Regions from separate parts of the Mus musculus genome. Here regions 2 and 3 are each linked to region 1. The links are chromatin loops, found by intact Hi-C in ENCODE. Cell type or tissue: heart. All regions are shown on one strand.

The links. Peaks named below come from ENCODE experiments on the same cell type or tissue, not always from the same donor. Only the 100,000 strongest peaks of a DNase experiment are listed, where the experiment ranks them.
Region 2: it touches region 1 in a loop (2.3-fold over the local background); 15 of 42 quality-filtered maps call a loop at or near these places.
Region 3: it touches region 1 in a loop (6-fold over the local background); 8 of 42 quality-filtered maps call a loop at or near these places.

What each region holds. Positions count from the first base shown.
Region 1 is chr11:77,462,876-77,470,875 of GRCm38, reverse strand. Coro6 (coronin 6) reads right to left here and starts at 6,965. Exons shown (of 10, transcript NM_139128.2): 1 at 6,766-6,965; 2 at 5,088-5,210; 3 at 4,552-4,681; 4 at 4,277-4,458; 5 at 3,533-3,652; 6 at 2,506-2,610; 7 at 2,270-2,415; 8 at 1,909-1,966; 9 at 1,589-1,819; 10 at 393-1,497. The coding sequence starts at 6,963. The coding sequence ends at 1,375. Ankrd13b (ankyrin repeat domain 13b) reads left to right here. Exons shown (of 15, transcript NM_001373882.1): 15 at 1-391. It overlaps Mir12181 (microRNA mir-12181), which reads right to left and starts at 3,358; the gene lies at 3,302-3,358. In heart, CTCF peaks have their summits at 2,818 (motif pointing right) and 3,627 (motif pointing left); DNase peaks (open chromatin) are centred at 2,995, 3,595, 5,855, 7,935 and 4 weaker places; H3K4me3 peaks cover 2,081 bases; H3K27ac peaks cover 2,911 bases; H3K27me3 peaks cover 4,272 bases.
Region 2 is chr11:77,096,775-77,104,774 of GRCm38, reverse strand. It overlaps Efcab5 (EF-hand calcium binding domain 5), which reads left to right. Exons shown (of 18, transcript NM_176965.3): 15 at 424-677; 16 at 1,262-1,545; 17 at 1,885-1,981. Among named protein-coding and RNA genes, the nearest start is that of Nsrp1, 22 kb to the right of the region's middle. In heart, a CTCF peak has its summit at 4,461 (motif pointing left); DNase peaks (open chromatin) are centred at 4,444 and 7,584; H3K27ac peaks cover 403 bases; H3K27me3 peaks cover 326 bases.
Region 3 is chr11:77,313,909-77,321,908 of GRCm38, reverse strand. All of the region lies in intron 1 of Ssh2 (slingshot protein phosphatase 2), which reads right to left. Among named protein-coding and RNA genes, the nearest start is that of Gm24989, 73 kb to the right of the region's middle. In heart, a CTCF peak has its summit at 4,036 (motif pointing left); a DNase peak (open chromatin) is centred at 3,978.

The DNA.
Region 1 (8,000 bases):
GCACTAGAACCGACACAAAAGGGTTGATGAGGGCCCTGGCACCACTGTCACCACCCACCCCTTCCTACCAGCTGCTGCTAGCCCTCTGTGGTTGTGCACCCCTCTTGCCCCCATTCAGGGGCCGACTAACACCCTTTATCCAATGGTGCTAACCCCGGCTCTCCCTTTTCCACCCTACCCACCTAAAGAAGCACAGGCCCCACGAAGCAGGGGCCACACCCTTGTCCTGGGCTGCCTTCTGGCTGGCTTCTCTCTGCCAGGGGCTCAGAAGGGGCACAAAAGGGGGTCAAGAAAAGAGCAACAAAGCAAAATTGTTCTTCCTCTTCCCTTCCCTGATGCCAGGGGCACCAGACTGATTCTGAGGCACAAATAAAAGCGGTTTCAAACCAGATGCATTTCTACTTAACTTTATTGGGGAGAAGTGCCCACAGGGGTGGGAGGTGGGTGGGGTCTTGGGAACCTCAATGCAAAGATGGATGACCTGGGATAAAAAGCTGCCTGATGGGTCCTCAGTCCAGCTTGCATTTGCTAGGTCTCCTCAGTTTTCCAAAAAGGACTGAGGTGCCCCCTAGTTTGGGCAAGGCCTGGTTCCCTCATGGTGCCTTGGGGAATGGGGGCAGCATATTGGCTTTCTGTGCAGGAGGCACAGACTTGTACTTAGTGAAGTATTTCATTAGTAATGCCTCAGTGTTTCTATAAGAGTCAGCAGAGTGCTGGTGTGTGTGTGTGTGTGTGTGTGTGTGTGTGTGTGTGTGTGTGTGTGTGTGTGTTGAACCTGCTTCCGTGTGCCTGTTCTCCTGAGATTTCTCTGGTGGGGTCTGTTTGTCTCCAAGAAGCTGCCGTCTTTGGAAGTGAGAAGATGGGAAGAGCCCTCTGCCATAGAATTATGGTTGAAGCCAGTGGGTTAAGCTCTTCTGGCAATAGAAACAGGGTGCTGCTTATTAGGAGAAATATTGGAAATTTCCTGAGGTTCTGGGGATATCTGTTGAATCGCCATTCCTGTGAGGTCAGGCCTAGGCCCCTCAGCATCCCCAGGATCACGCTAATACTAAGCACTTCCCCTGCCCAGGGTAAGGGACAGAGAGGGACACCACCTCACCATGAAGCACCACTGCTAAGGCCACATTACCCCAGGCTTCCCCGAGGCCTGATCTTGCAATGTTTGGGGACCTAGTACGGAGCTCAGTCCCTGCCACTTAAGATCTGTGTGTTCAGGCCTCTTGTGGGAGATGGAGTTTCTTTTCTGATCCCTCCCCTGATTCCAACCCCACGAGGCAGGGTGCAGAGTTCCAGACCAAAAGCCGGTGCTGCCAGTCGGTGCGCCCTGCCCCATTGAGTCTGCAGTGTGCAGAGCTTTGCAGCGCGTAGGCAGTGCTAGTCTGTGCCGTCCACCAGCTCACAGAGCATGTTTTCCAACGCAGTGATGCGCTCCTCTTGGGCCTGCACTCGATCTCGGAGGGCCTTTATCTCCTCCAGCAATGTCTCCAGGGTGTGCTGCTGCTGGCATGTGGGAGACAGAAGAGACCATGGCAGAGAGCAGGAGGCAGGGGATAGAGTCAGGGTGGCGTGGTCAGATCTCAGAGCTTACCGACAAGGGGGCCTCGCTGGCGGACTGGCTGCGCCGAGGACTGGCCGGCGGGCGCACATCTAGGATGTTGCGTTTGGTGACCCGAAGCTCACGGTGTTTGGGGGGAACGTAGCCTTCCTTCAGCGAAATGAGCACAGGTTCTGCATCCTGACCTGATAGCCACTCATCAGCTTCCAGGGCAGGCTCAGGGCCAGGCGTGTCTGGGTATAGGTCATCCTGGAACAGGTCTGACTGAGGGGGTGGGAGGACAGGAGGGCCTGTATGAGCTGAGCAGTGGATGGCTGTTTTGATGCTTTCCAGCCAACGCCCTCCTTCCTCACCTTTCGCGGTACAGTCATGATGATGGGTTCACACTTTCGTTCGTGCAGCTTGTAGAACCTATGAGGGAGGGGGAAATTCAACATTCCTGCTGACTCCCCATCCTTTTTTAAAATCCCTATGTCTGTGACTAAGGTGTTGAAAGTCAACACCACGCCGAGTAATTACCATTCACACATTATCAGTGTTGGGTTAAAACACCTCTGTTGGAATGTCAGGCTAGTAGGACAATGCTGGGACTGTCACTGAAAAAGACTAGTATGGCTCCTTTCTTTTTTCCCCAAAGAACAGCACAATTAGGGGAAGCCCGGGAGCTGACATGAGAAATAGAGGCAGGGGGACAGGAGGGACAAAAGTGCTGACCTGGCGATTTCACATTTGCTGACATCCAGTCCCCGCTTGGGCATGAAACCCATACCCCGTTGCGGTTCTTTGCTGCTAAATGTGTTCAGATAATGCACGAAAGGTGGTTCTTCCGTAATTTCAAAGTACCGAATGCTACTGTCACCCTGCAAAACCAGCCAATTTAGATGGCACTGCCAGACAGCGTGCTCACATCTTCATCCTGGCCCTGGTTCTTCCAGCCCAGCCTCCAGCACCTTGCCACACAAGTAGACGATGCTGGAGTCAGGATCGTAGAATGGTAGTAACACTCCGTTGCTTGTGTCCATCTCCTGCAGGGCCACTGGCTCTTCGAAATTGTTCTGCCGAGCACAGGGAGAGTGACCAGCCCTGTTCTTCCTCCCGGGTTACATCAGAATTCGCTTTATAGCCACCCCAAATCCCATGCGTTTCCAAGACAGCTCTGGTGAGAGCTACAGGCTCTTCTAGATGCATCTTTCCCTTTCCCTCACACAGGAACACCCTGTGCGGTTGCATGCAGTCACAGCAAACCACCCCCAGGGACTTGGCATCACCAGGAGGGGGCGCCAGCGCGAGCTCCTTCAGGCGACGCAGCAAAACTGGGCAGTGTTGGGTGTGAGGTGGCAGCAACCTTCAGCCCTGTCGGAATGGGCATACCCTGCGGGTGCAGGGCGTCTGGCCCCTCGCCCGTGATGCCAGCCCCCGGGGCACACATCCCAAGCCTCCAACTGTGTTACCGGGTCCCACAGGCCTAGCTCTCGCTGGCTCATGCGGGTGAATCCCGTGGTGAAGATATGACCCAGCCGCGTGAAGACAGCCCGCATGGGTCTCATCCCCTCGTGGGCTGCAAACCTCTCCTGGGAGGAAGGGGGAGAAGGGAGGAGCATCACCTTGCTGCCTGCCTTCGGGAGATGGAAATCTGAGCAACCTTGCCAACCTGAGTGTGGGGTGGGGGTGGGGGTGGGGAAAAGGAGTCTAAGAACTCAGCTTCTCCGAGGTCAGTGGCAGGACCATGGCCTGGAGATCAGGGCTGTGAGAGAGCAAGAGGCCTGGAGCTCTCAGCAGGTTCCAGTCCTTATGCACCCTCAAAGGCTGATCCCTGGGGCGGGTGATGTCTGCAGGCATCCTAGGGTTGCAGTGGTGTTCTATCCACAAGGGAGCCCCGTGCTCCACTTGGGCCTCTTGGGTTGGGCCACCACTCAGGAGGGTGCTCCTGGTTGACCCTGCAAAGCGAGCCAATGCGCCCGCCTCCGCCTGGCCTACCGGGTCCCAGAGTGCGAGTTGCCGCTCACTCATCCTGCTGAAGCCGGTGCTGAGCAGCTTCCCGTCTGCGGTGAAGACGGCCCGCAGTGGGCGGGCGCCCTCGTGAGGCCGGGCTCGCTCCTGCTCGCAGGGTTAGTGGGTTAGAGTGCCCGCCCACCCGCCCTCCGGCTCCCAGCCGCACCACGCCTGTGCTCCAAGCAGACATGCAGGCACCCGACTTCCCAGGTTAGAAGGAGGCTGGCCAGGACAGGGCCACTGGCCTCCCAGGGCACCCAGCTGGGATAAGCCACGCTTGAGGGTTATTTCATCCCCACCCAGTGGGTCAATGGGTGGAAAGGGGGTCAGGTCTCGGTAGTCAGGCCCCAGACCCTGGAAGATGGCGTTGGATATCTGAGAGGAGAGGGTCCTGAAGCTCAGGTTTCATGCAGGTTCTGGTTGGAGGATGGAGTTTCCAGCTTCTCCCTCCTCAATCTCAAAGCAAGGAGCCCTCCTCGGAGCTCTTAGATGTATGGGAGGGGAGCGAACCGGGTTGCAGTCTGGGAGTTTACTCAGGGTAGGAGGGATTGAGGCTGTTGAGCCTGCAAGGGGTGCGGAGGGGGTTGGGTCATGACTAATCTCCGGAGTAGGGATAAGACAGGTAAAAGCTGGGACCAGAGGCTCTGATGACTGGGTATCAGGCACTAACGGCTGGTGTTGAACAAGGGGGTGCTAGCTAGGGAATAGGCAGCCAGGCCAGGCACTCACCGCAACCACTTGACTCTTCCGGGGGTCAATGATGCGCAAGGTCTTGTCCTTGCAGGTGGTGGCTAGCAGGCTACCATTGCTGTTCCAACACACGCTGTGGATGACGTCAGGGTGTATGTCGTCCAGGCTCAGCAGTACCTCCCCAGTGCCCACATTCCAGATGATGATCACATTATCACCCCCTGTCCAGAGTGACCAGGCGTATCATCCGAGGCTCTCCTTCCTCACTCCCACCCTCATCTACAGAAGGGACCCTCCTTAGCCCCACCCCAGACCTGCACTGAGCAGGACATTCCTGGCAGTAGGATGCCAAGACAGGATGCCCACACGCTTGGAGTGGCCCTCGAGTGTGATGACAGGTTCTGTGATGTTTCTTACAGGGGTGTAGTCTGGAATCTGCCACACCTAGGTAGGAAGAAAGGCAACAAGCAGGTGGGATTCAGAGATGGCTCACACACTTAGTGCTATTGGTCTTCTTGAGTGGTACGGGTCAAATACAGGAAAAAAAACTTGGTGGTACCAGCACCGTGAAGCAGCAGTTGTGAGCTCTCCAAAGACTGCCTTACTCTGTCAAGAAAACTTCAGAGTGCTGTACCCCTGCTCTTAGGGCCCCAAGTTATCCATGGTTATAATTAGTTCTAGGCAGTGCCCTCTGGGAGGGCGCAGGTATGTATTTAACTAAAAATAATCTGGGAACTGGGCAGGACAGGGCAGAGCTCCTGGCCTCTACCCCTTCTATTATCTTCCCCAGCACAGGTGAGACACCTCCCCGTTCCCCAGCCCAGCTTGGCAGCATCCACTAGTCTCCTACCATGACTGTGGTGTCATCTGAGGCACTGGCGATGACGTTGTCATTGTGTGGGCACCAGTCAATGTCCAGCACAGGGCCAGTGTGCCCAGTGACCAGTGGGTAGTTCTTATCCACTCGTCCTGTCTGGAGGGGTCAGAGAGGGTGATATGGGTTCACTGTCATTCGTGTGTGTGTGTGTGTGTGTGCACAAGCACCGCTGGGAACGGAACTCAGGGCCCAGCACTTGTTAAGTAAATGGTCAACCAATGAGCTGCATCCCAGGCCCTTGCTCTCCTGTATGTGGTTTTGAAGTGGGCAGTAGATTTGTTTACCTCTCAAATCTGTGTTATTAGTTTTCTCTTTGCAGACCTTTTTCAGAATTTAACCCCACCCCCACCCTCAGTCTACTCTTTGAACTTTGCTGGAGATGCACAGTGTGAATGCCTTTGTATTAGGAAGTCTGATTCAGAGAGACAGGCTGACCTAACAAAGTACCCACAGCAGGACACGGAACCCAGACTCAAGTTAAGGTCTCATTATGTTGATTAGCCTAGGCTGATCTTGCCTCGGTCTTCCCAGTGCTGGGCTCATGGGCGTGAACCCACATGCCCTGTGAGGAGGATGTGCTTGAACCTGTCCCCCAAGTTGGAGGACCTTTGGCAAGCCCCTGGAGAGAGAGGTCTGAGTGAGTGACTCTGACGGCAGTGGCTTAGCCCCTGGGGCAGACCTCTCCCTTGGTTTCACCTTGGAGTCATAGGCAGCACGCAGTCTTGGTGCTGAGTGTCCCTTACCAGGGGCTGGCACTCGTCTTTCTTTTTGTCTTCATGAGTAAGTTGTGGGAGCTCTGAAGACTCTGCAGGGGTTGGCATTGGCCCAAAGCACATAGTCTGGGAGAGAGGGTGACTAAATGCCATTGACATGGCAGTCACACTGGGGGAGGAGGTGGCTCGGGCTGAAATGTGAGCCCTTGGGATGCTGTCTCTGGATGGTGTCTGCATTGTCCAGCGTGAGTCATAGGCTATTGTCAGGCCTGTCCTGACCCCACCACTTGTGAGGTCTTCTTTAGCAAGGTATAGGGCTCAGTATCTAGGTCAAGGTTATGCTTTGGGGTATCTCTCCTGGGGTACAGATGGCTACGTGTCTGCAAAGGTGGCAGTCAGTGCCTGGCCCTTTCCCTCATGTGCAGGGGAGGGAAGGCTCTGACTATTGTAACTTCTCTTTTTAGTTTCATCCCACTCCCAGGATCAGAGTCTGAACACCTCTCTCTCTCTCTCTCTCTCTCTCTCTCTCTCTCTCTCTCTCTCTCTCTCTCTCTGTATCTCTGTCTCTCTCTGTTTCTGTGTGTGTCTGTGTGTCTCTCTCCATCTCTCTGACTCTGCCTTTCTCTGACACTAGGTAAAGATAAGGTTAGAGTCTGACTGGACCTTGGTCTGCTGTATCCCAACCATCTCCATCACTAACACCCATCTTGGTTTCTGCTAGGAACACAGTGCTCTGTGGCCTAGAGATCGGGCGCACAGGTCACGCTGATGTTGCTGTTCTCCACCATTCTTTGTGGGTTTGGCAAAGACAGAGTACCCAGTCCACACAGACTGCCCTTCTGGAGGCCTGGACTTCAGTGAGAAAAGGCTAGTGTGGGATATATCCCAGAGACCCTAGCCAGTGCCCTCCCAATTGCTTTCTTCCCCTCACCCCTCACCTTGGCCAGAGGCAGGACAATGAAGGCACCTCCACCTCCAGCCTCCACAATAATGGCTAGAAATTTGGGGTTGACGGCACAGAAGGCGCTGTCCCATGTGACCTTGGATACCCGGATGTCCTCATAGGCCTGGTCAGCCTTTGCTGCCTGACCAAACACGTGGCGGAACTTGCTCTGCCGAACAACACGCCGGCTCATGGCTGGGGCAAAGATAGGGAGTATCAGAGTCTAGAGGCACGTTGGTCCTTAATCCTGCGAGCTGTGGAAGGGAGGAGTGAGTGAGTAGGATTATCTGGCCAGGATCTTCAAAGTGACCAAAGTTGGAGGCTGGTTTTTGACATCTGTCTCATGTTGTTTAATATGAGGGACAAGGATGGGGAATCTCACCGCTTCTTAGACACACAGGCTAGCCGGGATAGCAGAGGCTGACACAGGGCTGAAACTTCCTCCAAGACCTAATGTTTTGAGGAGGAATATCAGGGGGTCCCCTCATGCTGCTAGTCATGTATGAGACCTCTTTGCAAGTGTTTGTCTCTCTGAAAGGCTCCCCACCCAACACCTTCTCTTTTAGTCAGTGGACCGTAGCTCAAGGCTAGGTAGGACTGCAGCCCTCAAGATCCCATATTCACATCGCTGAGTTCAAGCCGGTGTGTCTTTTTCTACAGCTTGGCCAAGAGAAGAGGTCCTTTTGTTAGCCCTGCTTCCTACTCTTTTTAAAAGATTCCTCCGGTGGTGTGGGGTATGTGGGAGTAGGGCGATCTTCCTTCTGTCTATTTCCCCATGCACTGATTTCTCCGGATGGGGTGGGGTGGGGGAGTCCTGGCTATGGTCATCTGACACAAATATCATACTTTGGTCCAGCCTCTTGGGTGCGATGCCTGGGCTGGCTAGTCCGTTCTCTTGAGGGTGGGGGCCCTCGACCCCACCTGCAAGGACCAGATGTGCAACCAGGGAGGAGGTGAGGTCCTCTTTCTGGTTCTACGACTTCGGCTTCTGGAGCTAGGAGCTTAGCAATGCTTGCTACTTTTCCCAAGGGGACACAGCAGGTTCTCCCAAAGGCCAACTGCTTCCTGCCCCTCCCCTGCCCGGGCATCCTTGTGCCCTTCAAACCACTTCTGTAGCCCCAGGCCTGAAGGCCGGCCTACTCGCCCCCTCCTCCAGCCTCCTGCCCCGGCAGTGCGTTCCTGTGAGACTAGGTGTCTCCTCGCCAGCCGCTGTCCGGCCAAATATAGACA
Region 2 (8,000 bases), 370 kb after region 1:
GGAGCACTTCCTCATAAGTGACTCGCATGAGTACCCTTGCTCCAGGCTCTGCTTTAAAAAAAAAAAAAACAAAAAAACAAAAAAAAAAAACCAAAAAACAAAAAACACCTTTCAGATAAGTGTAACTCGGCCATGTTAGACAGCAAGGCAGAGCCTCATGGTACAGGGCAACCTGGGACTACTACCTTTAGTGAGCTCGTCAGGGAAGGCGCTCTGCTGAAGGGCTGCTCAACCAGCTCCGTACCCACCTGAGGTGAGCCAAAGTACAGTCATGTGAACTTGGTGCGTTCCGGGGAGATGAGAGAACCATGACAGGTGATGGGGCAAGAGGAGCGGAAGAGGGTAATTCAGGATATCTGGATTTGGAATGCCGTGAGAAGGCCGGTCTGTAAGAGACCTATGCTTATTTGGTTTTGGTTTCAGGGACTTCCTCTTTAAATGCACAGACACTTCAGAAGTTATTTTGGCTTCTTCCGGTGGAGAAACCCACATTGCCATTCCACTTCGCCAGAGAACCAAAGAGGCTATGGGCATCCTCGATGTTAACATTGGCCGGAGCAGGATGCTGCTGTACCAAGAGTATAAAGATCTACAGAAAATGGTGAAGATGATCCAAAACGTCTCCTATGAAATACTGGGCGAATTCTCTGGCGAAATCGAGAAAACTATGGTTATAGGTATTGTGAATATGGTATCAGGGTATATTTTCCAACTAATCATTTCAGAATGTCGATCTTTCCATGTGCGGAGAATCCCCTTGTGCAGTCTTAGCCATGTGAATGTCTGTTCTGTGACCCAGCAAAGGACAAGGACTCATGTCATCATCTTAGTTTAGCCTTCCAGTAAGAGGCAAGATGGCCCATCTGCTGGGAAACACATGAGGGCAATGGATAGCCCATTTCACAAATGTGCAAAGTGAGATTTAGTAAGCAGCAGATGGTAAAAAGCTGAGCTTTGCACCTGTTTTTTCCTCCACAATTTGACACCATTTTTTATATATAATGGAGGAAGCCTTCAGCCTAAGCCTTAACTATAAAACTCAAATTTGGGTTTGTTTGTTTGTTTGTTTTTTCCGGTTTTATCCCTAAATAGTACATCAGATATAATTCTATTTTGCTATTTCTTTTTTCATGATCAGAGAAACTAAAGTTGCTTAAAATCACGGGACATGGTTTTCTTTTGCCTGAGAAAAATGGTTTATTATAACATGCTCCAAATGCTGTGCGTGTTATGTTCATAATTAGAATATGTGTAATTCCAGAGATGGAATCGGCAGGAGAGGTGAAGCGGGCTGGGATCCTTTTCTTCCGAACCATGCTGCAGGAGCTGCAGGAATGCCTCTGCCTCCTCGATTCCATGGACTTTGTGTCGCTGCTTCTCTATGAGCACAAATATCATGTCGACTCCATCCTTCAGGACATCACTCTCCAGGAGGTGGAAGCCAATGTGGCCCTGGTGCACGACGTCCTGAAAGGAGTTATTCTGTTCTCTCAGCGGGAGAAAGACTCTTTAAGCGACTTGGAAGAGTGGGAAAAATGGAAGTTTGTGAGTTTGGGGGTGATTTCTAGCGGGCAAATTTTAACAGTGGAGCTCGCAGGTGTGCGGATGCAAGAATCTGCGGCTAGCAAGGAGCATCCTCGGAACCCACACCCGAGCTCTCAAGTGTGCATGCGCATCAACATCTTAAAAGCCCATCTTTTATCCTTTCTCATGACCCCTTCAGACCCCAAACCATATGCCCCAAAGCTGTCCGTGATCCCGACATCTGACCCCAGAGATATGACTGTTGAGGATTTACCTGTCTGGGGCTGTGTATGCTGGTGAGCCGGGCACCACATTTCTACTGAGTGATCACAGAGCTTTTCTTTTGTTCGTTGTTCGCAGCATATTAACAAGTACTTAGTGGAGGAGATTTGTGTGCTTGATCCGACTGCTAGCAACGTGGAGGTTAATGTAGAGCTCGTTACAAGCTATATCCAAGGTAAGGGACTGCCTGGTAATTTAAATATATACTAGAAGCAAAAGTCTGTGAGAGATTTTAGTTATAGAAAAAACAAACAAAAAATAAGCAAACAACAACAACAAAACCAAGATGGTTCTTGAATTGCGTTTACATCAAAGTAAAAATGTTCTTGAGTTTCTAAAAGAAAAGATACAATCTACAATTTGCTCTATTCCCCGAAGTGTCCGTGCCACACATAAGAATTCACAGGTGTGCCTGCTCGTACTCACTCAAAGCTTTTCAATAGCTCTCACTACTAAGGAAGCTGAGTCAGGAGGATCTCTTCAGTCCAGAAGTTCAGGGCCAGCCAGGGTGACATTGCAAGACCTTCATCTCAAAGCAAACAGAAGGAGCTTCAGTAAGAACTGAGCAGTGAACAAAAAGTCTTCTATTTTTGGCTCCAATAAAGACCTGTTAAAGGATCATTAGTGTGTAAAGGCTGGGAGTGTGGCCCCTTCAGAGGAGAGTTGGCAAGAGTGCAGAGCCAGGAGGTTCTCGGGTTGGAGGTAACATGGAACTTGCCAGAGAATCGGCCACACCTAAAAGCAAATACACACACAACAGGCAAAGTCCTGCTCTGCCGTGGAGTCCTCCACCGGACGCCTCAGGCCAGGCGTGCAGGTGAACTCAGTAAAAGCTGCTTGCTCCACTTTGCAGCTGAGGAAACACTCATCTCTGACCTGGTGTGAAAGACCAGGATCTAAAGGACCTGCAAGCCCAAGGCCAGCGCTGCACGTGAGACTCGGTCTCCAAAAGAAAACAAACAAAAACATTATCATCAAGCCGAGCGTGGTGGTGCACACCTTTGATCCCAGCACTCGGGAGGCAGAGGCAGGCGGATTTCTAAATTCGAGGCCAGCCTGGTCTACAGAGTGAGTTCCAGGACAGCCAGGGCTATACAGAGAAACCCTGTCTCGAAAAACAAAACAAAAAACAAAAAAAAAACATTATTATCATCAATAGTGAAGTGGCTCTGTTAGTTCTCTCCGAAGGAAGAATTGGAGATTGGGGTAGGGCTGGGGAGACCAAGCCTGGAGCTAAGCACCCTGAGGACAGATGCAGGTTTCTTCCGGCTCTCTCTCTTCTCTCTCTCTTCTCTCTCTCTCTCTCTCTCTCTCTCTCTCTCTCTCTCTCTCTCTCTCTCTCCCTCTCCTCCACCAAGTAGGAGGCTTTCTGGGCTTCTGTGATACATATATTAGGTTGCGAAGCTCAGAACTGAGAGACCCCAGGGACAAGGAAAAGATAAAAGCAATGGCAGGGATGGGAGCCTCGCCCCTCAGGCTGTAGACATGGGTGGCAGAGCACTGAGCTTGTGGTGTGGTGATGCCATCAGGATGTTGCTAGGACAGTGAGGCACTCCCAGAAGCCTAAGAGTGCCTGGGGCTCCCAGAGAATTAGTGTGCACCATGAGTAATGTGAATCCGGTTTGAAACTTCTATTTGGAATTCTATATGAGCAACAGTTCATGTCTCTGAGCTCAGTCATGGTAGCCTACATTCACAGGCACCACACAGATCTGACTTCTAAGGATCGATCGTTGAAGGGAACAAGTAACATCGGCAATCAGCAATAAAAACAACTGGATAGTGTTTACTGTTTGCTCTGTGTGTGTGTGTGTGTGTGTGTGTGTGTGTGTGTGTGTTACTGAATACTTGCTCGGTAAGCACTCTACCACCAAGCTAGACCTCCTATGCTCTGTTTACTTTTTATTTTGAAAGAGTCTCACTCAATTGCTTAGGCAGGCCTTGAACTTGTGATCCTCCTGCCTTGGGCTCTAAGTGGCTAGGGTTACAGACCTGTATCATTAAGACCTGCCCAGTGTATACTCTCATATACTTTATATTTGAGGACTTTGGAGTTCAGAGAAGCCTGTATCTGTCCCCCAGGATGCCTAGCTTCAACCTCAGTCTCCCTGGCCCTACCCCCACCTTTAGTCTCTGGTTCCTCCTTTGGGGGAGAACTAACATCTATAATGAACTCCAGCAGACCAGTTTGTCTAATTGGTATTCTCCCTGTGACCTTGTTCCTCTTTGACCCCGCCAACTTGCCAGCCCCTCCACCTAGAGCTTAATGCCAGGATTCCTTGTGTTCCTGAGTGATGTTCCCCTTCTTGGACAAGGACATAGGCACCCACCGATCTTCAATCCAGTCCCTCTGACATAAGGAATAAGCATAAGGGACAGGCCTTGCCATTCTACACCCTGCAGGTGTGTGTCCTTAATAAGCCCATCCCCCAATCTGGGGAGCTGCTAAAGGCTCCTGTGGCAGGACACAATGCCTCAAAGGAATCTCTTTAGACTCTGCCTCAAATTTGCCTGTTAGAGCCACCTGCTCTGCTCAGAACACATGCAAATTTCCACCACTCGCCCAGTCTTTGAACTCTAGCCTTTCCTTCAGCATCCTTGACCACGGAAATACTGCGTTTTGCTTTCCGATAGTGCCCTCGTGTGGCAGAAATCAGAACTGCAAGTTATAGACCGGGACGCAGCCAGAAACCAACAATTGGCAGGTTTCCCTTTTGAAACTAACAACCTTTTAGTGTTATCAGTCTCTGTAGCAACCAACAAAGCTATTAGGTCACCGGGATATATCAGTCCCCTCTCATTTAGATAAAATTCTATCAGGAAATTCTAAGTTCCATTCTTGAGAAAAGAGAAAGCATTCTTTGGGTGCATCTTTCTGTTTGTGTCAGGAGAGGACCCTTGTGGCAGGGGCAATCTATTATACAAAGTTTGTGTGGCCTTCCTGCAGCTTTGAAAAAAAAATCGCCAGGCGTGGTGGCGCACGCCTTTAATCTCAGCACTCAGGAGGCAGAGGCAGGCGGATTTCTGAGTTCGAGGCTAGCCTGGTCTACAAGGTGAGTTCCAGGACGGCCAGGGCTATACAGAGAAACCCTGTCTCGAAACAAAACAAAACAAACAAACAAACAACCCCCCCCCAAAAAAAAAAACAGGCTATGTTAAAAAAAAAAATCTCTTATTCAGGAAGCATGAGATGGTACCGGCAATATCTGCAGGTTCTCTCCGAGATTGGACATGCCGGGAAGAGCATAGGATCTGGAGTGTGGTTGATAGACACCCCACCCGGGAAAACTGAGTGTCCCTTTCCCAGCAGGAACCATCTCCAAATAGCTTCTTGGTTAGGGATGGAACTTTGTGTCCGCTTCCCCTTCTCTGTGCTGGGATTTTGTCTAGCTTGAACGTGTCACAGTCTCTGTGAGTTCGTACGTGTAGCAACCTTGTCGGGTCTAGAAGACGTTGTTCCTTGGCTTCATCCCCCACCTCTGGCTCTTACAGTCAGTCTGTCTGTCTGTCTCCTCTTCCACACAGACCTTAAGCCTTGAGGGGAGGAGTTCGATAACAGTGTCCCATTCAGGACTGACAGCTCCAAAGTCTCTCACTGGTCGTCCTTACCCAATAGCAGTTACCTTTCTCCTGGCTTTTCCTTAAGTGCTGGGTCTAGGACCGAGGGTCCCACACTTAGCTGAGCAAGCCCTTGACCTCTGTGCCCTCCTCCAGTAGTGGTTGTCTGAGGAAGAGGATTTTATGTCTGAAAACGTTTTCACTTCATCACTCGTACTTGATTTGAACTTTGCCGGGGAAAATCCTTTTGAAGACATTTAGGAGTTTTGGGGACTCAGGAGGTTCTGTTTGACTTCCTCTCTCTCTGTCACCAGATTGGGGGAAACTCTTTAACCAGAGACACATTGATCCATTCATTGTCTGTTTTTTGTTTTGTGTGTGTGTGTGTGTGTGTGTGTGTGTGTGTGTTTTAAATGAGATACCTCATTTTAAAAAAACATGAGCTTCCAAACTTGGGACATAGGTCGTTTTGTTAGGGTCCATGCCACACATATGCATGGCTGAGGGATCAACGCCCGATCCCACAGAAAAGGAGGCATGGAGGCCCCAGCCTGCAACGCCAGCACTTGGGAGGTAGAGGCTGAGAGGCCTTACGCTCACTTAAGAGCTTGAGAGGCTTAAGAGGCCACCCTTGAGTCCATAACAAGTTCAAGCCAGCCTGTCTCGAAGGAAAGCAAGAGACGCATAGATCACGTCACATACACTCGTGCGTTCTGAACTACTCCGTTTGGATAGTACACCAATCATTAACACTATCTAATTTTATGACATTTTCAAAAGTAAGCTGTAGCCCATTAGTGCTGGCTCCCTCTTCTCGCACTCTGTTCCCGAGCAACCGTGTATCTGCTTTCTGTCTGTCTGTTTGGATTTGCCTGTCCTGACTTTTGGTACAAATGGTATTATGCAATCGGTGGTGTCTTGTTTGCTCATCCTAGTGTTTGCAGGGTTCGTCTACATTTTGGTGAATGGTAGTTGTTTATTCCTGAGTTATCTATACGTGGATATGCTATAGCTCACTTATCCACGTATTGGATCATGGGCCCCTGGGATCTTCGTTTTTTTTACTGTTGGGATTGTGTTACCAGGACTGTTTTGTTTACAGTTGTTTTGTTGGATGGTGGTGATTTTGTTTTGTTTTGTTTTCTTTTGTTTTGTTTAAGAAGATGAGTATTCTGTTCTCTTGGGCTCAGACCTTAGGGGTGAAGTGGTTAGATCAATGGCAGCTCTTCTGTGTAACTTTTGTGTCTCTATGGCCTTTTGACTTGCAAGGCTGCTATTGAGATGTGGGAAGCCTTCCTTGTTTTCTGAGTTTGCACATGTTACTTGTGTTTTGCTTCTCCTTTATCCCCAGAGCTGTGAGATTTTGTGGTGAGAAGCCTTGGTGTGGCTGTTTCCACCCATTGGTCTGGGTTCTTGCTGGGTCTCTTCAGTTGTGAAATCTAGGTCCTCACCTCCTGGATACCTACATACATAGCATCAAGGGTGCTATTACAGCTGTGCAAGTTGTGCGCTGCACAAAGCCCCCCCCCCCACCCACACACACACCTGAGTGGGCAAATGTCCGCTCACTCTCTAACCCGATTCCACTGACTGAGCGCTGTGCCTGCCTTGACTTGATGCTACGTCTGCTTGGAAGGGGGCATCTTTTTCTTCACAAACCTCTTCTCTGCTCAGCCAGCTGGAGGGTAGTTCATGTATCCAGCACAGGTGACCTGGAGGCTGATGGTGACCCTCCTCTCCCTTCCTTCTGTTCCTTCTTTCTAACACTTTATTCAGACATTGGGTCTCCTAGACTCAATCTTCAAAGTGCTATTTTTAGTGGGTAGAGTACAGCTTAAGTCGTAGAGCTGGCGTGCACAAAGCCCTAGGCTTGATTCCCCATGTCTGCAAATAGGTAAACAAGCGTCCTGGTTTCTCTCCCATCCCCTGCCCTCCTTTGTGCTGCTTTTACTTTTCCTATTTATTTATTTATTTATTTATTTCTCTGTTTTTTAAGTTCTTACCTGCTAAGCTGTGGATTGGGGCGGTGTGAGCGAGAGCCCCTGCACCTCTGTTCACATTTCACCTCGGGTCTCCCAGGGCACTGATGATTGCAGTCTTGCAGTGTTCTCCTCCCTCTCTTTCTCCTTTGGTGTTTGAATCCCTGCATCTCCACGTGATGATTTGCTGGTTTGAAGAGTGAAGTGACTTCCTGTGTGCACGCTTCTCTAAGTTCTTTATCTTGGACCGTTGGCTTCTGGTGGGACTGGATTCTTCCCTTACTGTCTGGACAGGAAACAGCCTCTCTTCCCAACTCCTAGGGCCTGAGGGGGAGTCTGCGGGCCTCCATATTTAGAACATCTCCCAAGGGTCCTGCCATGTTCACTGGGGAACTGCACTCTTAGTCCCCACTCCCAAGATGTTACCCTGAGATGAAATGAGAGGAAATCACCCAGCGCTGCAGGGGCAGGGGCATTACTAGGTCTCTCACTCTTTCCTAAATGCATCTGGACACCTCTCTGAATCCAGTGAGGCTGCTGGGCTAGGCAAGTGTAAGCCTCCTCCATTGCTGGCTTATCCTCTCTTCTCCTGTTAGCATTGCCGCCCTTCGTCTCTGCCTGCTCCCCAAACTTTATTCCTTCATCCTTCACTCAGCC
Region 3 (8,000 bases), 150 kb after region 1:
GAGAAAAGTGTAGGATAACTTTTAGTTTTGTTGTGGGCAAAATAACTTGATACAGAAGAAAGAAAGCTAATCAATTAAATGATCATCTTACACACACACACACACACACACTCATGCCATTTTATTTTCAGAGCTTTATTGTTAAGCAGATTTTATTTAAAATGTGTGATGATTTCTTGATAGAAAAAAATGATCAGGAAACAGGATGGTAGGTGATTCTAGATGTGCATTCAACTATAGATTGAAAGACATGTATTCTTACCAACCTGTCTAATACTTGCACATAAAAATAGGTCACTGTAATGTGGTTAATTTCCATTGACTGGATTTAGAATAATCCAGAAGACACATTTTTGGGCATTTCTGTGACAGTGTTTATAGAGATACTTAATTAAGGAGGAAGGACTCAACCTAAACAGGGTAGCACCCTCCCACGGGGGTGGGATCTAAGACTGAGTAAGAGGAAGGAGAAATCCTGATAAGCATCAGCATTTGTCTCTTTTTACAGCCTCACTAGGATAACATAAGCAGCTGCTGCAAGCTCCTGCTACTAAAGAGCCACCACACCCTTCCCACCATGATGGATAGTATTCCCTTTAAAAATGTGAGTTGCTTTCTGTCACAGCAATAAAAAAGATAACTAATACAGTCTGGGGAAAGTGTAAGCACCCAAGCCTCATTTGCAGAGACACAGGCTGTGAAAAACAATGGGTGGTCCAAAGTGTAAGCAATAGTTTCCCCGAATTCCTTTTAGTTTCCATATGTTCCAATATTGTATATTCATTTATTATTCTCCTGACTTGTTCCTGCTCTTATATCACCATGGATGACCCTTCTTCCCTGTTGTATATTCTTCACCAGTGTTGTGGTACTCTGTACTGTGTCTCTGTCCTTCACCTACCTAAGGCATTCTCTAATTGGCTTTAATAAAAATCCAATAGTCAACAAGTTGGGTAAGAAGTGGAAGGTAGGACTTCCTGGGAGGAAGAAAGGAACTCTGGGAGGAAGAAGGCAGAAAGCCTTTACACCAGGACATGGGAGGAGACAGATATGATCACAGGCCTAGAAAGTGTAACTCATCACCTTCTGGCTGGCTGGAGCTAGGTAGTTAGTTTAACTTAGGTGATGTATTGGCTAGTTCTGTGTCAACTTGACACAGCTGGGGTTATCACAGAGAAAGGAGCTTCAGTTGAGGAAATGCCTCCATGAGATACAACTGTCAGGCATTTTCTCAATTAGTGATCAAGGGGGAAAGGCCCCTTGTGGGTGGGACCATCTCTGGGCTGGTAGTCTTGGGTTCTATAAGAGAGCAGGCTGAGCAAGCCAGGGGAGGCAAGCCAGTAAAGAACATCCCTCCATGGCCTCTGCATCGGCTCCTGCTTTCTGACCTGCTTGAGTTCCAGTCCTGACTTCCTTGGTGATGAACAGCAGTATGGAAGTGTAAGCTGAATAAACCCTTTCCTCCCCAACTTGCTTCTTGGTCATGATGTTTGTGCAGGAATAGAAACCCTGACTAAGACAGGTGAGCTAGTTGAGAGTGTACCCAGCCAAGGCCTAAGGCTTTGAAATATTAAAAGGTCTCTGTGTGGTTATTTGGGAAAAAACTGGTTAGGGAATAATTTCCACTGTAGTAATTTCCACCACTAATCAATATATACAGAATATAATAATCATTTAATCTTCACACCAGTCTTCAAAGCTTGTTTCTTGTGTGTGTGTGTGTGTGTGTGTGTGTGTGTGTGTGTTTCAAGACAGGGTTTCTCTGTGTAGCCCTGGCTGTCCTGGAACTCACTCTGTAGACCAGGCTGGCCTCGAACTCAGAAATCCGCCTGCCTCTGCCTCCCAAGTGCTGGGATTAAAGGTGTTACCACCACCACTGCCCAGCTCAAAGTTGGTTTCAAATGCCAGACATTAATGCTATTTCTTCTATCACCTGGAAATATCTGTTTCCCTCCAATTCTATCTTTACTCTAGCACCATCCAGTTCTGTTTCTAGGTTATGAGTGGGTTCTTCATTTATCTTTCACCATTAAACTGTAAGGTTTTTTTTTGTTTGTTTGATTTGTTTTGTTTTGTTTTAGTTCAAGAACCATGCCTAATCCCACCTGTCATCACAGTGCCCTAGGTACAAGATGGGACTAGAGGAAGAGGCAAAATCAAGTGGCTGTAGTGATTAACTAGTGAGATTTCTTATAGGCAAACACTTAAAACCAACTGGTTATACATTTCCAGCAAGTATGGACTATGTATTTGCAACCTGTTAGCTTTAACAAGTTTGAAGAACTTTGTTGTGTTGCTTGTTTTTTCAGGAGGTGATTTGGGCCCTAAGGCTTTCCTTTTGGCTAAGCAAACAATTTACTTGTTTTTATTTCTGTATGCATACATTCAATATCAACTCACCAATGTCTTATTTTCTAGCCAGTAAATAAGACTGATCCTTATCCTTGGATATTTCACATTGTAACTCAAGGAGAAAGTTCTATTAAAAATGTTAATTGCCTCACTTGGACCAAAGCAAAGTTGGACAGTATAGCATAGAAGCATCAGAGGAAGAAATAACTCTAGGATTGGAAAGTGTTTTAGCTAAGTTAACTTTTACGTTGGGCTTGAACTAGAAAGTTTTGTCAAGTAGTAAAAGCAGACTTATTTCAGGCAGAGGCACAAAGAACCGAAAATGTTACAGGCTATCTGATCACACTGTGTATCTCAAGATTGTGTTATTTACTGAAGGAAAAAAAAAAAAAAAAGACCTGTTTCTAGTCATGATATGGCTCAGCATTAGCACACAACTTTAATTTGTCTGGCAGGAATACAGACTTACCCTGAATCCCAAACAATGAAGATAAATTTAGTTTGTAGAAAGAAGCACCCATGTTTGAAAGTGATATCTAATTGGTGGCAAACAAAGTGATGAATCAGAGAAATATTTGACAGAATAGGATCTGCCCAACTCTCAAAGGAGAGAGGAAAGGGAAGCTACTTAAGTGTGCAGTGCAGAGAGAGAGGAAGTAGAAAGGAGGCAGTTTTACCAGGACAGTTATAAAGAGAGGTTTCAGAGAGGGAACATGGTAGACACAGGTGAAGACAGAACAAACCAGAGAATAAGGAGCCAAAAGATCAGAATATACTGCCAAAGTTTGTATTATACAAAACAGAGCAATTTAGGAGAAGCTGAGAGAAGCCAGATTGAATCAATTAATGTAAAGCCAAGTTTTGAGCCAGGAACAGCTGAGTTGACTAGCCAGCCAGAGTTCAGAAAGACCTAGAAAGGGTGAGCTTATTTAGCAGTGACAACATTCTAGGCTTAGATAAGATTCTATAGAGGCTAGAGGCTTCTAGGACTAGGCCTAGGTTAGCAGAAAAAGGCAGTAAAAATAAGAGATGACAATTACTATAGGAGAATAAAAGTTACTTTTACAAGAATAAGTGGAAACAAGTTTCACATTTGAGGAGCATTGAGTAGTTGTGCATTGCTGGAACAAAGGTAGAATTGGGGGTTAAAGCTATCAAGTAGTCTTACTGTTATGGTTCCACAATGCTAGGTATCCTACCATGACAGCTCTATAGCCAGGAAACTGGATTATCCATTAACTAGATATGGTAGATATAATTTATCAGTTTTCTCTGCCCTTGGCAATAAACTAATAATGGGGGGGGGCTAGGGGGTGTCAGGAAAAAAATCAATAGTGGCCTTTTAAGAGGAAGTGTGCACTTTGGAACTAAAGATAGTGCTGTGCTTCTGGTCTGTGGAAGCAGGAGGATGTAAAGGCACTGTGACAACTCTACTGGTTGTCACCATGGCTGGATTTAAAGGTGTCTAGAACTGGTGAAAGGCATCTGAGTGAATGTGGAGATGTGTACAGAGAGGACTAACATGTGAGAGCAAGTAGGGAGTGGGGAGATCCACTCTTAAGTGTGGACGGTCCCTCCCAAATGGCATCCCAGTTGAAAAAGGAAGAAGCCAGAGGAAAGCAGCAAATGCTTGCCCCGGCTCATTTCTATTTGAATGATTCATCTATATTTGCTGCCATCTACTGACAACAAACTCCATTGTCTTCAGTCATTCCTTATAGACCAGTGGCTCTCCAGGGAGCTCTCAGGCTTTCTGCACTAGATTGGAACTGCTAACACGTCCCATCTACTGTTTTGAGAACTTGGTCCTGTGTGCTGTGTTGCACCAGAGAATATACGTCTATGAACATGCTTTGTGTGTGTGTGTGAATTCGGTTGGTTCTGTATCTCTAGAAAACTCTGCTTAATACAGGTACCATTCCTAGTGTTTGGATTACTTGTTAAGAGAAAGCTTAGCCTATTTCCTAGGAGCAAAGAAAATGGAGGTGAAACCAGTTGCATAGATTATTAATTGGTTTGTAACAAATGAATCCCAGGAGCACTTAGCTGGGTGTTCACTCAATACTTATTATTCACTCAGTGCTGTTGTACAGCGAATACATGAAGATCCAAGCAGCTTCAGTCTCACAACTGTTGTTTTGACCTGGATGGCTGTAAAACTGAAGGTACATTGCAGTGCCTAATGTGAGCTCTAATATGGCTTGGGCCCCCTCAAAGGAGAGTAGTTTCAGGGTTGGCTTCTTGCATAGCAGCCCAGGGCTCTAAAAGGATGCTAGGCTTGGAGCTGGCAATAGTGTAATGCCACTATGTTACACTCTCTTGATGCATTAAAGGACAACCCAGATTCCAGGAGAGGAACTAGATTCCTCTTCTGGGGAAGCAGCAGCAAAGAATCTGCAGTCATCTTCAAGCACCTCTTCCAATTCTGGTGACTAGCTAGCTGAACATGTGGGCACAAGGAACAGGACAGAACACCAAGAAAGAATGTTGATACTGGCTGGAATCAGGAGCCAGACCAAAAATTCAACCTATTCATACTTTATAAAAATATAACATCTAGTAAAGTAAAAATAAGTTAAAGTATGCAACAATTGCAAATGAAGTCAAAGTCATATCTTACTCCTATTATGACAGGATTAAAAGAAAACCTAAATAAAGCTTTCTTGCCTATCAGTTGAAGCAACAGGAAATTTTTGTGAGTTACCCGCTATTTATGAAGCATTTTGTTTTTTAGATTATTTGTGAGATCCAAGTGCAGGTCCTCATGAAGGCTAGAAGAATGTGTTAATGCTCTGCAGTTAACAGATGGTTGTGAGCTGCCAGATGTGGGAGTTGAGAATCAAACTCAGGTCTTCTGCAAAAGCAGTACTTACTCCTAACTGCTGAAATCTGTTTAGCCTAAATATTTTCCTTAAATTACTACAAAATATAAACTAGTACAACGCCTATGATCCTGGGAGACAGAGACAAGAGGATCCTAATTTTTAGACTAGCCTGTGATACAATAGAGTTCCAGCCCAGCCTAAGCTACATGGAGAGAACCTGTCTAAAAGGGGGTAAGTGGAGGGAGGCTGGGGACATACCAGTGATAGAATGCTTGTCTAATATGCCCAACACTGGAACTGTAAAACCAAAACAACTAAATCAGCTGCTTCCTCAAAGACTAAAGCTTGATTCAAATTTCATTAAAACAATTGCAATTCTGAAAAATAAAATGTCCTCAGTCAACAGCTTTTGAAGAGGCATAGTCCAGCTCAGAGGAAACTGAGTTGCTGTGGGGAGCTTTCGCTGGGTGTCTTCTATCTATAATCCTTATTCTGCATATATGTATACATATACATATATATAGTATTACCTATTTATAGTGCTTACTGTGCACTTGTAATATTATCTTTTCTACTGATAATCAGTTCCTCGGGTTTTTTAATTAAAAACTGTATTATTATGGAGGGCAACATGTGTGTCTATTGAGTATTGCTAAAATTCCTTCACTGGAGGAGACTGTTTATGTCTATATAGAGACAATATAAAAATATTATGCCTATATAAATATAGAGAACATAAAATACATATAGACAAGTTACCCCATCCTCCTGCAATCCCAAGCTGAGGCATTGCTCTACCAAAGTTCATCGGGGAACCAATGGTTTATTAAGCTTGCTTACAGCAATGGATGAGGGGCTGCCACACCCTCACCCATGACTCACCCACGGTTGTGTTGACAGAGACCCCTGGTCCTTTCCACCTGACAGTCCCTGAGACCTTGAGACTATTTAGGGCAGAATTGGATACAACTGGTTGGGAAAGGTGTCTGAATACTCAGGTGAGAGTCCCATGACCTTCCATGTTCCTCCTATGAGAGAATGTCAGAGGTCAACAAACACAGTTGTGATCTTTGCAAGTCAGTCGAACAGAACACGGGAAGATGGCAGCAAGTGTGTGGCTCAGATGCAACGCTGTGGCTTCCACAGACCTAACAGATGGTCAGGCTTGCCGAGCACATGTCTTAACCATTTCACAGCTCAGTTCCTTGGCTTTAAGATGCAACAAGTCAGCCCTGTGGTGGTGCATGACTTTAATCCAAGCATTCTGACCATCGATTTGGGGATGGGGGGTGTTGTCCAGTGCAGAAGCAGGTACGTCTCTGAGTTCAAGGCCACCCTGGTCTACAGAGCGAGTTCCAGGAATGCCAGGGCTACACAGAAAAACTGTTACTGGTTTTCCTGCTGGTCCCCTTTTAGAACAGCATTAGCAACAACACTGTCTCCATACCTCCTGCCTGCAGGTTTTTATTCTTTAGTTCTAGGGTAGAACCAGTTATGTGCCATAGCTGATTTGTTAGGTTTAATTGTTATAGAATTTTTAGGAACTTTGTGAGACTCACCCTGGTGGCCTGAAATTGGCACAGTGGAAATGCTTATCAGAAAAATTAACAAATATTATATAAATCCGTTGCCACTCTGAACACTGGCTTTTTAAAGAATTGACCAGCATTTTGCAAAGTATGAGGCCAGGGAGTGTGTACTTTAAAAAAAATCTTTACAAAGCTAGGCATGGTAGTACTGAGATGCCAAAGCTTTTAAATTCAGACTCTATTTTAGAGAACCTGACCTAAGTTTGAACTTAGGTAGACTAACAGGCTGCTATAGCATTAGTTTCCAAGTTGCCCCCCAACTAACAGGCTGCTATAGCATTAGTTTCCAAGTTGCCCCCCAACAGATCCTGAGCCTAGCTCCAGTCTCTAAGCTAATCCCCAACAAGAGCATAGTTTCCAGGTTATTCCCCCAACAAACCTGCACCCCCAGGTTACAAGCCCACCTTCTACCTAATGATCACCAATGCAGAGGGGAGCAGAAGTTAAATTTATGATCTGACTCCCAGCACCAGACAATTATTTTAAAGGCCACAGGAACTTTCCAATTAGATGTTTGCACACGTATTCTGTGCTTGCTGCTTACTATAAAGCCTTGCCCTGATAGATGTTCTAGCCCCCCCCCCCAAACCATCCTGTGTGACAGTGGTGTGTTGGGGGGAGGGGGTGGCGAGCTAGTTCGAATAGAATAAAAGACTCTTCTGTGAGTTGCATCAGATTGGCTCCTGTGTGTGCTCTTGGGGAGCGCTAACATTTCCCTGGCATAACGGTACATGCCTGTAATCCCAGTGCTCACGAGGCTTAGGCGGGAGGATAATGAGTTCAAGATCAGTCTGGGCTATAAAGAGAAGAACTGTCTAAAAATACTGAGAAACAGTAAGTGTGGACGACTTCATCTTAAAGGCTTCAAAAGACGATTAAAAATACAGTCTACTCTGTCAAGGCAATGGTGATAGGTATGAGGGGGATCAGTGTGTTCATGGAAACTCAGCCTTCTAAAAGGATGTATTTATATCCCTTTGCCCTGTAAGGGCAGGAATTTGTCAGCACAGTGCCTGGCTTATATAAGATTGTCCAGATAATACTAGAGGAAGTAAATACAGTCCAGAGCATTTACAGTTCTAGGAAATAGTAAAATGAAGAATAAACCTTAGACTCCTTTCACTATGTCATGTTCTTTATTCCTATTAAATTACTAGTCATATGCTTGGCTTATCAACACATGAGGAGTGTTTAAGTGAGGGGTGGAGAGTAAGCAGCCAGTTTTTAAGAGAGA